2 separate regions of the Mus musculus genome follow, and region 1 is linked to region 2. The links are chromatin contacts, found by Hi-C in ENCODE. All regions are on one chromosome and are shown on one strand. Each heading gives the region's core, a stretch centred on a gene start or an enhancer-like site at or near the end of the contact. The rest is flanking DNA. Distances are from core to core; before and after follow the strand shown.

Region 1 (5,853 bases), core at 1,409-3,908, about 32 Mb after region 2:
GGGTTGTCCACATGTGGACAGGAAGAAGGCGTTGGGTTACCTGGACCTGGAGTTACGGGCAGTGTGCCTGTCCACTGGGAGTTAAACTCAGGTTCCTCTGGAAGAGCACTAAATGTTCCTAACCAGTGAACCCTCTCTGCAGGCCTATATCTTAAGTTTTTCCATCACAAAAGTTAGCATCCCTTTTCCCTAGAATAACTGGGAAGGAATAAAATAATTTTCTGGGAAGCTGTATGTAATCTGATTGTACTCATGTATCAAGGATGTAGGGCTAGGGATGTGGCTGAGTGACAGAATCCCTGGTATGGGAAGAGGACAGAGAGCCAGGTACAGTGGTACATGGCTATAATCCCAGTGCTTCAGAATCTGAGGAAAATCTTTTTTGTTTTGTTTTGTTGTTGTTGTTTCAAGACAGGGTTTTTCTATGTGGCCCTGGCTGTCCTGGAACTTACTCTATAGTCTCACTGGCCTCAAATTCAGAAATCTTCCTGCCTCTGCCTCCCAAGTTCTGGAATTAAAGGCGTGTGCTACCACTGCCGGGCTGAGTCTGAGGAAATTCAAGCATGTGTTTAAAGCAAGCCTCTGTTATATAAGACTCTACCTCAAAAACAAAACATCACCAACAAAGACACAGCTAATATTCATTCAATGACAATCTATTCAGCCGTTTTTTTTAAAAGCATGAACTCCTGTCATTAAGACTGAAGGACATACATTAAATGAGATTATCCAGGCCCAGTAAAGCAAGCACTGCCTGGTCTCACTCAGGTGTGGTGCATCTCATTTAAACTGAGAACAATATGATGGTTATACACAACAGACTGGTTAGACAGGAGAAAAGTTCTGCTCTACTGGACGGTGCTGACTATGGGTACCAATGGTGGACTGCACAGTCCCCAAAAGCCAGCAGGGACGATTAGAAATGTTTCAACCACAAGGAAACAAACAAACAAACAAAACGTTAGAAGAGACAAATGTGCCAACCCTGATTTGAACATCATTACATGTGTATTCAAACATCAAGTGGCACCCCCTAAATATATCAGGTTTTAAAATGTATGAACACTAGTTTAGAAACATGTAAAGCCGGGCATGGTAGCACACAGACCTCCTTTATTCCAACACTTGGGAGATGAAAGCTTTCAACACACAACATTAACCTTTAAAAATGAAAAATAAGCCAGGTGTGGTGGCGCACACCTTTAAGCCCCAGGACTCTGAAGGCAGAGGCAGGACAATCTAGCCAGGCAAGGGCTAGAGTGAAACTCTGTCTATACCAACAGCAAGAACAATGAAAATAATTTTTTTTTAAGGAGAAGAAAAATAAAGAGCTGGGCAGATCACTCAATAGCTTAGAGCACCTGTTGCTCCTGTAAAGGACCTAGGTTCGAGTCCTAGCCCTCACACGGTGGCTCACAACCACCTGTTAACTCCAGTTCAGGGATCTGACGCCCTCTTCTGGCCTCTCCCGGCATCAGGCATTCTCGTCATGGACAGATGTACATGTAAGCAAACCACCTATACACATAACTAATACTAATTATGAATAAAAATGAATCAAGGTCTAGGGAGCTATATACAACAAAGCCAAGGTTTCCATGCTAATGCCAGGCCCATGAACGTGTTTAAACTCGCTAATCACCTCTCTCACTCTCTTCTTCAGGCTTCAAGGCTCTCCTACACTTCACTGGACCTCAGGTAAGTATGCTCACTGATGGCTCTAACCTCAACTCGTCACCTGTAAGAGGATGCACCATGGCACTTCTCCTGTCCTTTTTATTTTTGGAAACAGGGTCTCATTCAATAGCGCAGGCTGGCCTGGAACTTGAGGCAGCTCCGGCGTCAGCCTCCTGAGTTGCTGCAGTTATAGATGTGAGCCACCAAGCCTGGTTTCCACGGGGACTGTTACAGGACACCTGATTGATACACTGGTAAATCTTCAAGAAATTCTGTTATATGTGAATACTCCTTCACTCTGGAGACACTGTCAGAGGTCTATTCCTGACGAGAAAACCGAAAGCCAGAGACCGCCACCTCAATGTCCCTAAAGTTGCCCACTTCCCTCCTTCTTGACCACCCCTTTCCTCGGATCCTGCTGACCTGTGAGTTCCTGGATGGTGACCCGGTCCAGGATCTTGAAGCTCGTGTCCAGTTTCAGAGGCTGGCTACAGCGCTGGCACACGAAGCTCACCTGCATGGTGCTGCTGGACGCCTTAGACCCCTCCATGCCTGCGACAGCGGAGAAAAGACGACGTTAAGAAGAATCGGCTCCTTTGAACCTCGGGCCCGAGGCTACCCGCTGCCTTGGTGGTGGAGGTGAAGAGGAAAATCCCGGTCCGCGCCGTTCCCTCTGGGAGTGGGATGACACCAAGAGGACCCGCTTCCGGGGCAGAGCCCAGCTAAGGCAGTCTAGTCTCCCGAGCGGGGAAACGGGGCACCAGAGTGGCCGCCAGGGACTCTAGGCTTCTTCCTAAGGTCTCACTTCAGGCCCCGACGCTCCTCACCTCAGGAGCCCGGAGCCCGCCACCCAGGCTCGTTCTACCGCGGGGGCACGGTGGCCTCGGGTCCGCCCCGGAGCGAGACCTCCAGAGTTCCCATCGCCCGGTCTTCAGCTACTTCCCGGTCGGCTAGCTGAAGACTTCCGCCCAGGACCAGAAGTGACGTCACGACGGGAGCTGACGCAAGGACCCCTGCTCCAGATCCCTGTTTACCCGGCTCGGAGCGCCATCCAAAGGCCGAGCGGGGAAGTGCAGCAGTGCCGACAGGTGGGCCGAAGCTGCCCACACTCTTCTGATTTAGACGGTCCACTCAAGATTTGTTACTTCCAAGTGGAGCCACTTCTATATTCCTTAGGGATCAGGGTGTTGTTTGTTTGTTTGTTTGTTTGTTTGTTTGTTTGTTTGAGACAGGGTTTCTCTGTGTAGCCCTGGTTGACCTGGAACTCGCCCTGTAGACCAAGCTGGCATCCACTTCACAGAGATCCACTTGCCTCAGCCTCCTAAGGGCTGTGATTAAAAGCGTGCACCACCACCTTCCGGCATGTGTGAGCTTTTAAAGTGTATTTTTGGGAGAGTCAAATTGTCTAAACCCTTCTGAGGGAGTGCGTTTGGCAGGATGGTAAATTTTATTGTTATATGTATGTATGTATGTGTATGTGTGTATGTATGTATATATGTTTGTATATGTGTATATAATAAAATGCAAATACATTAAAGGTGATAGTTATATGTATGTATATATGTGTATGTGTGTATTATGTATGTATATAACAAAATGTAAATAAATAAAAAGGTGACAGTGGAGACTGGAGAGATGGCTCAGCAGTTAAAAGCACCAACCGCACTTCCAGATGACCTGGATTAAATCAAATCCATCCACCCACATGGCAGCTCATAACTGTCTGTAACTCCAAGAACTGACACCACTATCACCACTTTCACACAGTCATCCATGTATGCAAAACACCAATGCATTTGTGGTGTGTGTGTGTGTGTGTGTGTGTGTGTGTGTGTGTGAGAGAGAGAGAGAGAGAGAGAGCTGGCTCCTGTGAGTATGTGTGTATCTGGAATCATATCCAAGGCCTCTCATATACTAAGCAAGTACTCCACCAATGAACTGTATGTCCAGCCCTACTTTGTAAGTTTAACATATGTGGGCTGCCAAGATGGCTCAACCTGTAAAAGTGTGTGCACCAAACGTGAGAGAGACCCTAAGGTCAATTCCTAAGGATCGGAGTAGGAGGAGATGAAGTTGACCTCCAAAGGAATTCCAGGGTATGGACTGCCCTCCACCACCACTAAGGATAATAAAAATAATTGAATGTTTTCCATGTTGCTCCAGTTTTGTTAATTAACATTCTCATTGCTGCAATACATCACAGCAGAAACGCACAGATTACAGTGAATTTCTTTATTGATGGAAACTTCCATTGCTTCCAATTTGGGTGGATACAATAATATCACAATGAGGAATTGACTTTGTCCTAGAACAGAACCTTATCATTAAAAGTACTGTAGACTTTGGAATCTTCTCTTTATTAACATTGGCAGTTGTTTTCAAAACAACTCATATTATATTCTGCCTCTAGTAATCCATTAAAGGGCCTGTTTTATGATGCCTTGCCCAGTATTGGATAAGATATATTTGAGGAACAATAGCAGACAATGGCAGTTCTCCATTCTTTTTTTTTTTTTTTTTTTGGTTTTCAAGACAGGGTTTCTCTGTATAGCCCTGGCTGTCCTGGAACTCACTTTGTAGACCAGGCTGGCCTCAAGCTCAGAAATCCACCTGCCTCTGCATCCCGAGTGCTGGGATTAAAGGCATGCGCCACCATGCTCGGCTCCAGTTCTCCATTCTTGTAATTGATATCACTGATTGCTGATAAGGTTGAAGAGTTTGTCATGTGGTCGCCCCTTGCAGTTCTTACAAATTATGTTCACATATTTGTATTTATTTATTGGATCATAACGTCTTTCTCAGGTTTTAAAATAAATGTTTATGGCCAGGGGTGGTGGTGCACGCCTTGAATCTCAGCACAATGGCAGGCTGATCTTCACAGTGGCCGGCCTGGTCCTCATAGTGAGCTCCAGGTCAGTCAGGGTTGCATGTTAAGTCTTTGGCACACAGATAAACACACACAGACACACAGACACATGTAGACATATATGTATACACAAACACATAGATACACAGAGAGAGAGACACACAGACATCCATGTACACACATACATACAGACACACACAAACACACACACGAGTAAATAAATTCTCATGAATGGTTTAGCTAGCTAACCTTCCTTCCTTCCATCCTTCCTTCCTTCCTTCCTTCCTTCCTTCCCTCCCTCCCTCCCTCCCTCCTTCCTTCCTTCCTCCCACCCATGCTTTTTTTTTTTTAAAAAAAAGGAGATCTCATGAATCCCAAGGATGACTTCAAACTCACCAGGCAGCAGAAAATGACTTGAACTTTTGACCCTCCTGCCTCTCTCTATCTTCTGAGTGCTGGATTAACAATTACATGACCCAGGCTTTCATAACTCAACCACCTGAGATACGCTGCAGCTATTTCCTTCCTTCCTTCCTTCCTTCCTTCCTTCCTTCCTTCCTTTCTTTCTTTCTTGTTTTGTTTTGTTTTGTTTTGTTTTGTTTTGTTTTGTTTTGTTTCGAGACAGAGTTTCTCTGTGTAGCCCTGGCTGTCCTGGACTCATTCTGTAGACCAGGCTGGCCTCAAACTCAGAAATCTGCCTGCCTCTGCCTCCCAAGTGCTGGGATTAAAGATGTGCACCACCACCACCCAGCCCCTAAATTATTTTCTAAATGTGCAGAAATTTTTCATGTTTCATTTGTTTTGTGGAGACAAGATCTTGTGTACCTCAAACTATTCTCAAAATTTCTCTCTGGGGCTAGAGAGAATAATAAAATGCTTACTCTTGGGCTGGAGAGATGGCTCAGCGGTTAAGAGTACTGACTGCTCTTCCGAAGGTTCTGAGTTCAATTCCCAGCAACCACATGGTGGCTCACAACCATCCTTAATGAGATCTGATGCCCTCTTGTGGTGTGTCTGAAGACAGATACAGTGTACTTACATACATAAAATAAATAAATAAAACTTAAAAAAATAATATAAAATGCTTACTCTTGTAGAGAGGGGGCCCATGTTTAATTCCCACCACCATGTATAACTCCATGTCCAGTGGCATTTTCTGGACACTAGGCACACAGGTGGTGCACATGCATCCATGCAGGCAAAATAGCCACACAAAAAATAAAATAAAATAAATAAACATAACAATAGAATCTTGTTTTGTTTTGTTTTTGTCTTTTTGAGACAGGATTTCACTGTGGAGCCCTGAATGT
Region 2 (5,680 bases), core at 1,946-4,445:
TTTTGGTCTCCATGGTGGGAAAGTGACCCCTGGGACACAGGCTGTGATACTTTCTTGTCTCCAGGTGAAGACACACCTACAGGCACAGGCAGCCTCTGAAATTGCTGTAGGGCACCAGTATAAGCATCAGGTGAGGGTTCCCCAAACCACTGGAGCACCCGACCATCTCCCCCCATTTTTCCCTAACTTTCTGCCTATAGCTGGCAGCTCCATCTAGCCACTGCTTTGCCCGACCCCATCAAGCCCCGCTCGGTCAGACCCTAGAGCCCGTCCTCACCCTCATATCCCTTGTGCCTCAACTCTCCTGCACCTGTTTATCCTGCCCCGTTCTCTTGACCTGCTGAGGTCCTCCATTCCATACCTCCAGCCTGAACTCTGGGTTGGTGAGTATCAGCAGACACCTGAGGGCCCCTACACTGGACTTGCTGTCTGGACAACAGGTGCATAGCACTTGTCAGCTTTAGCAGGAGGCAGTCGCTGATGCTGGGGTGACTGAACCTCAACCACATGGTCTTCCCCCCCAGGGCATGTTTCAGGCACTAACCGAGATTGGCCAGAAACATGGTCTAGTGGGGTTGTGGCGTGGGGCCGTGGGCGGCCTGCCCAGAGTTGTCATCGGCTCCTCTACCCAGCTGTGCACCTTCTCATCTATCAAGGACCTCTTGAGCCAGTGGGAGGTACTTCCTGGGAACGGGTGGGGCCATCCCTGGAATGGGAAACAAGGGTGGAAAAAGGGAGGTGGGCCCTGGTTCAAAAGTGAGGGAGCTATAGGAGGACTCGAGGATCAGTGATCCCTTAGGATGCTGCCATCATCTCCTAACAGAAGGGGTACCTGAGCCCTCTGGACACTCCTTCAGTTATCACTGTGTTATCTCTGATGGTATGGAAGCTCCCAGAATTACCAGTTGTGTTCCCAGGGCAGTGCTCATCCTGCCCTAAAGTTAAACAACTGTGTGGTTGATAAAAAAAAAAAAAAAAACAAACCAAACAAACTTTATCTTTCTTATAGATCTTCCCTCCCCAGAGCTGGAAGGTGGCTCTGGCCGCTGCCATGGTGAGTGGTGTCGCCATAGTCGTGGCAATGACACCCTTTGATGTAGCCAGCACAAGACTTTATAACCAACCCACTGATACTCGAGGCAAGGTAAGGAAGTACTGCAGGGTCCAGGCTGACAGGGAGAGCTGGGGGTGGGCAAGCAGATCCTCAGATGCTGCCTGGAAAGGTGTCTGGCCCCGGCGGGCTCTGACATGCACCTCCTGTGCTCTCCCTTCCTCTCTGACGTGCTCCAGGGCCTCATGTACCGGGGGATCTTGGACGCTCTGCTGCAGACAGCGCGGACAGAGGGCTTTTTTGGCATGTACAAGGGTATAGGTGCCTCCTATTTTCGCCTCGGCCCCCACACTATTCTCTCCCTCTTCTTCTGGGATCAGCTGCGCTCCTTTTACAACACATATGCTAAATAACAATCACTCTCTTGTAACTCCAGATCAACACTCTTTGGGCACCTCTGCCTCTACTTCCTATCACAGTGACTGCTGACAGATTGACCTCTCAATGCCCCTAAGGGGGACAGCCACGCCCACTCCTCTGTTCTCCTAGGGTTGAGTCACTGAGTGGGTCTTGCTTTAAATTTTTCCACAAATCCCCCGATATATTTCATACCCATCTCAGGGTTGAATCAGTCACTCCAAAGTATATTTCTACTGCCATTCTTGGGTTCCCCCCAACTCCCTGCTCCTATACACAGCTTTAACTCCCCCCCCTTCCAAGACCAAAGGGAACTGGGAGACCCAGGTGTCCTCTTAGATTTGAAGGCACAGAAATTATGTTCTTCATAAAGCAAGTTTATTTCTGCAGAGGAAGTGTCTTATGTTTACATCCAGGGAAGAAGCAGAAAGAAACTCCCCCTCTCAGAACTGGGTCCCCGAGTCCTCAGTAGCACGTTGTGTCTCAACGATCTTTACTGGGGACCAAAGAGGTTGGGATCATGAAGAGTCAAACTAGTTACCAGCTGTTCAAAGTTACTCAGGCTCCAAGGTGGACATGACAGATTTTCAGGGCCAAGAGACCTGCTGTGACACCTTAGGGTAAGGGAATAGAGGGAGAAGGAAAATGGTCCGGCTTGAGGTTTGCAAGATCACACTTCCTATCCCCCAGAAGACCTGACCCTCCTCCCCCAAAGCCTGTGGCTTATTTCTGCTTCCTTGAAGGAATTTGACCCACCCAACTTAATTGTCGTGGGGACCCAATTGGGAGGTTCCCACCCGCTCTTTCGTCCTTACGGGGGCTGATTGAAGGTGAGCAAAAGATCAGTCTGATACTGGGGCAGCCGCAGCAAGGCCTGATGCAGTGTGACATCCTTTGCTACCTAAAGGGATCAGAATCAGCATGCTTACCAGGATACCTGGAGTTATCCCTCCCCGACTCCAGGGCGTCCCATTCGCCATAGCCCTCACCTGCTGGTTTTCTTTAGCTACCTGCTGCTTGCCAGAAAGGGACCAGGCATCCTGACAGCAGCCTCTCAGGGATAAGTTCTCCAAACAGAGAGGCTGCACAGATAGCACGTGCACAGCCCTAGCCCCCTGCACCCGGCCAACGTCCTCAAAATGGTACCTGGCATGGGAGGAACAGTGGTAAGGAGGAGCATGTCTGAATAACCCAGCCCCACCCTCGAGCCTGGTCTGCTATTGCCCTTGGGAGTTTTCGTCCTGAATAACCGTCCAGCCACAGACCCCGCCCACTTTCTCGGCTCCCGGCCTCCCGTTGGCTAGCTTTCTCACCGCGCAGCCGCTTCGCCCTGCACGTGGGCCTGCAGCTCCAGAAGTTCTATGATCAGACTCTGGTCGGTCACAGGATGGCAGAAAACTTCTTGGTTGTCTGGCACCGGTCGGAGGTCACTGGAGAGGGACAGGGAACCCTCTTGTCTCTGGCTTTTTCCCATAACCCACCCGATCGGCCTCCGGGGAGGCTGGCTTTCTCACCTCACATCAATGGCCCCTGTAGGGAGGATGGCGGAGAAGGCGCCTCCGAACAGTGGACAGTTTCTGTTGGGCTCCATAGATCTAGTACTTGAGTCTGGACATTAGCGAGGTTTTAAAGAAACCTACATGAGCCTTTGAGACATCATTTCCCCTGGTGTTCCCGGAGCACCCACTACCTCCTCCCGTCCTACTAAGCAATGGGACCTTTAAGATCTGGTCACGCCCTGCGAGCACGCTGACCAATCGGCGCCCGCGCTTCGGGGGCGGGGCTATCCTTGGGGGCTAGTCTCTGAAGCCCGGCTCTTTGGAAAGACCCAGGACCGCTGGGGTCTGCTTTGCAGTTGTACTTGAGTTTAGGGTTGGTGATGCTAGTGATGGGTTAATCCCTCGTGCCCACTTGCTCCTTCATTGTAAAGGAGTTATACCTTCTAAGAAGGTCACTTGAGACCGCCCTTAAGGACAGTTGTTCAGTTAAAGGGCGGGTTGTGGGACCACTTGACTCCAGTGGAGCGACAACCAGACCACTAACTCCAGGATCTAATGCTGGGACTTGGGGAAACAACAGGCCCAGGTGTGGGTCTAGGTTAAGATTCAGACCTCAAGCCTTGATACCTAACCCGAGGATTACGGTTCTAATCCCCTCAAATCTTCCCCTAGGGAGGGCAAGGGGAAGCTCTCTCCCACACCTGAGCCAAAGCACAGATTAAACTATTGTTTTTCCTTTACGGATTTTTAGAGTGTTCTTTTTAAGTATTTGTTCAACTTTTATCCTCCCAGTTAATTTCTCCATTCATCCTTGATCTCTTGCACCTGGCAAAGTGTTTGGCACATAATAGGCCTGGTGGTATACTGCTGCACTGCGGGATGAATCTAGATGCCTGGAGTCCATGAGGCCACCCATGCTCTCATGGATTTTACACCCAGCTGAGAACCGGGCAAAGAGGTTGATTCTCACCTCGACCAATGAACCCTCATAATTTACTGAATTGGAGGCAAGGGTCACGTGCCTCAGAGTGCAGCTCATTTCCTTCGTGAGCCTGACAATACAAAAGTCCACCTCGCCAAGGTGTAAAAGTACCAGTGGAACTCGCTTTGCGTCTTGAAGTTTGATTTACAGAGCTCTTGGGGGCATCCTAGAGATGTTCTAGCCGGGACATAGGTGTAGAAACTTAGCACAGTGTGTACTCTAGGAAATGCAAATATGCAAGGGGGAGGGCAGGCAGATGGAGTCAGGGAGTTGTGAAGATGGTTAAGGATGGAGGATTTTGCTTGTCCACTTACTGTTTGCAATGCTAGGGATTGAGCCCAGGGGCCTCTACCATTAGATTCTCTCTCTCCTTCTCCCTCTCCCTCCCTCCCGTAACTGAACCTTAGCCTCTTAAGTGTACTCAGTATGTGCCCCCACCCCGGCTATCCTGGAACTCACTCTGTAGACCAGGCTGGAGTCGAATTCAGAAATTCTGCCTGCCTCTGCCTCCCGAGTGCTGGGATTAAAGGCGTGCGGTGACTCCTTCTTACTGTAGGCATCTGGCTTCTCTCTGAACTTTTCCTCATCTCTAAAGCACTGTTAGGAGTGAAGTGTGGCCACGTGTGGTGGCTCACGCCACATGGCACATCCAGCACTGAAGAGACAAAAGCAGTCAGATCTGTAGTTTGAGACCAGCCTGTTTCTTGTTTCTACATAGTGAGTTGCAGGTCAGCTAGGGTTATATATTGAGACCCTTCCTCAGGCAAGAGAAGGAGGGAGGGAGGGAGGGAGAGAAGAGACAAGATGTGGGTGTGCTTGATCAATCTGTTTCGGGGGGGGGTATCCTGTAACTAGTTTACTCTGTAAGAGAAGGGGTGCAGCCCCCATGGAATAGAAGGAGCTGGCCATGAACGTCTCTCCATGTAGACCTTTCTGTCTCTCCTCCTCACCAGGAGCAACAACAGCTTGAATAGCTTTGTACACAGTCAGGCAGATCAGAAATCCTTGGGTAGGGACCTCCAAGGACATAAATGCTATTAACAAGTTCATAACACTAAGTACCAGGAATGGAGCCCTGTAATGAGCCAGAGGGAGGAGAAAGTTTCTTCAGCTTTCCTCTTAGGATTTCCTGGCGCACCTCAAGTTCTGCAGTGGACTAAGATAGCTGGAGACCTCAGCTTTCTCCAGTCTCTGGGTTCTTGGGATATGACAAGGGTGGGGAGCAGAGATGTGCCAAGGCCCAGGGCCAGATCTCTCCTTGGAGGGTGGGGTGGAAGACCAGCTTGTCTTGGCAGATCTCTATATCCCCACTGTTGATTCACCATCCCTCCCTTGGTATCTGCCATCTCTTGTGCTCTTCTCAATGCTGACACCTCAGGGTGTTCAACCTCAAACTCCTGAAGAAACTGGAGCTGTCTGGGTCAGTTTGTTGTCATTTGATCTGAAAGAACCTATTTGGCAAGCTCTCCTACTTGCATCTTCCCGGAAGCCAGAGTCCAGTGAAAACTGGTCCAGCTGCAGCTAGGGCAGGTGTCATGGACAAGTCTCAGATGGCACACATCTGTCCTTCTCATTGTGTGAGTGTCTCCAGCTCTCAGTCTGCTGGGGACAGCCAACCTACAACTGGAACAGGTTTGGTTTGGTGCTCTGGGATGGTCCTTGCCCTTTGAAAGAACCAAAAGACAGGCTTGGAGGGACCTGGCGAGATAGCTCAGCAGTTAAGAGCACATG

The links. Hi-C counts contacts between places; a loop is a spot of excess contacts on that map.
Region 1: a map of T-helper 17 cell shows a loop between it and region 2 (17-fold over the local background). The contact joins the promoter of Becn1 here to the promoter of Rangrf in region 2. A Hi-C loop is called at or near these places in 3 of 37 maps with a recorded cell type or tissue (T-helper 1 cell and T-helper 17 cell).

What each region holds. Positions count from the first base shown.
Region 1 is chr11:101,299,628-101,305,480 of GRCm38, forward strand. It overlaps Becn1 (beclin 1, autophagy related), which reads right to left and starts at 2,659. Exons shown (of 12, transcript NM_019584.4): 1 at 2,505-2,659; 2 at 2,101-2,229. The coding sequence starts at 2,227.
Region 2 is chr11:68,970,660-68,976,339 of GRCm38, forward strand. Rangrf (RAN guanine nucleotide release factor) reads right to left here and starts at 3,196. Exons shown (of 5, transcript NM_021329.3): 1 at 2,983-3,196; 2 at 2,782-2,898; 3 at 2,458-2,614; 4 at 2,284-2,369; 5 at 1,825-2,082. The coding sequence starts at 3,059. The coding sequence ends at 1,962. Slc25a35 (solute carrier family 25, member 35) reads left to right here. Exons shown (of 5, transcript NM_028048.2): 2 at 65-130; 3 at 525-677; 4 at 1,010-1,144; 5 at 1,291-1,856. The coding sequence ends at 1,464.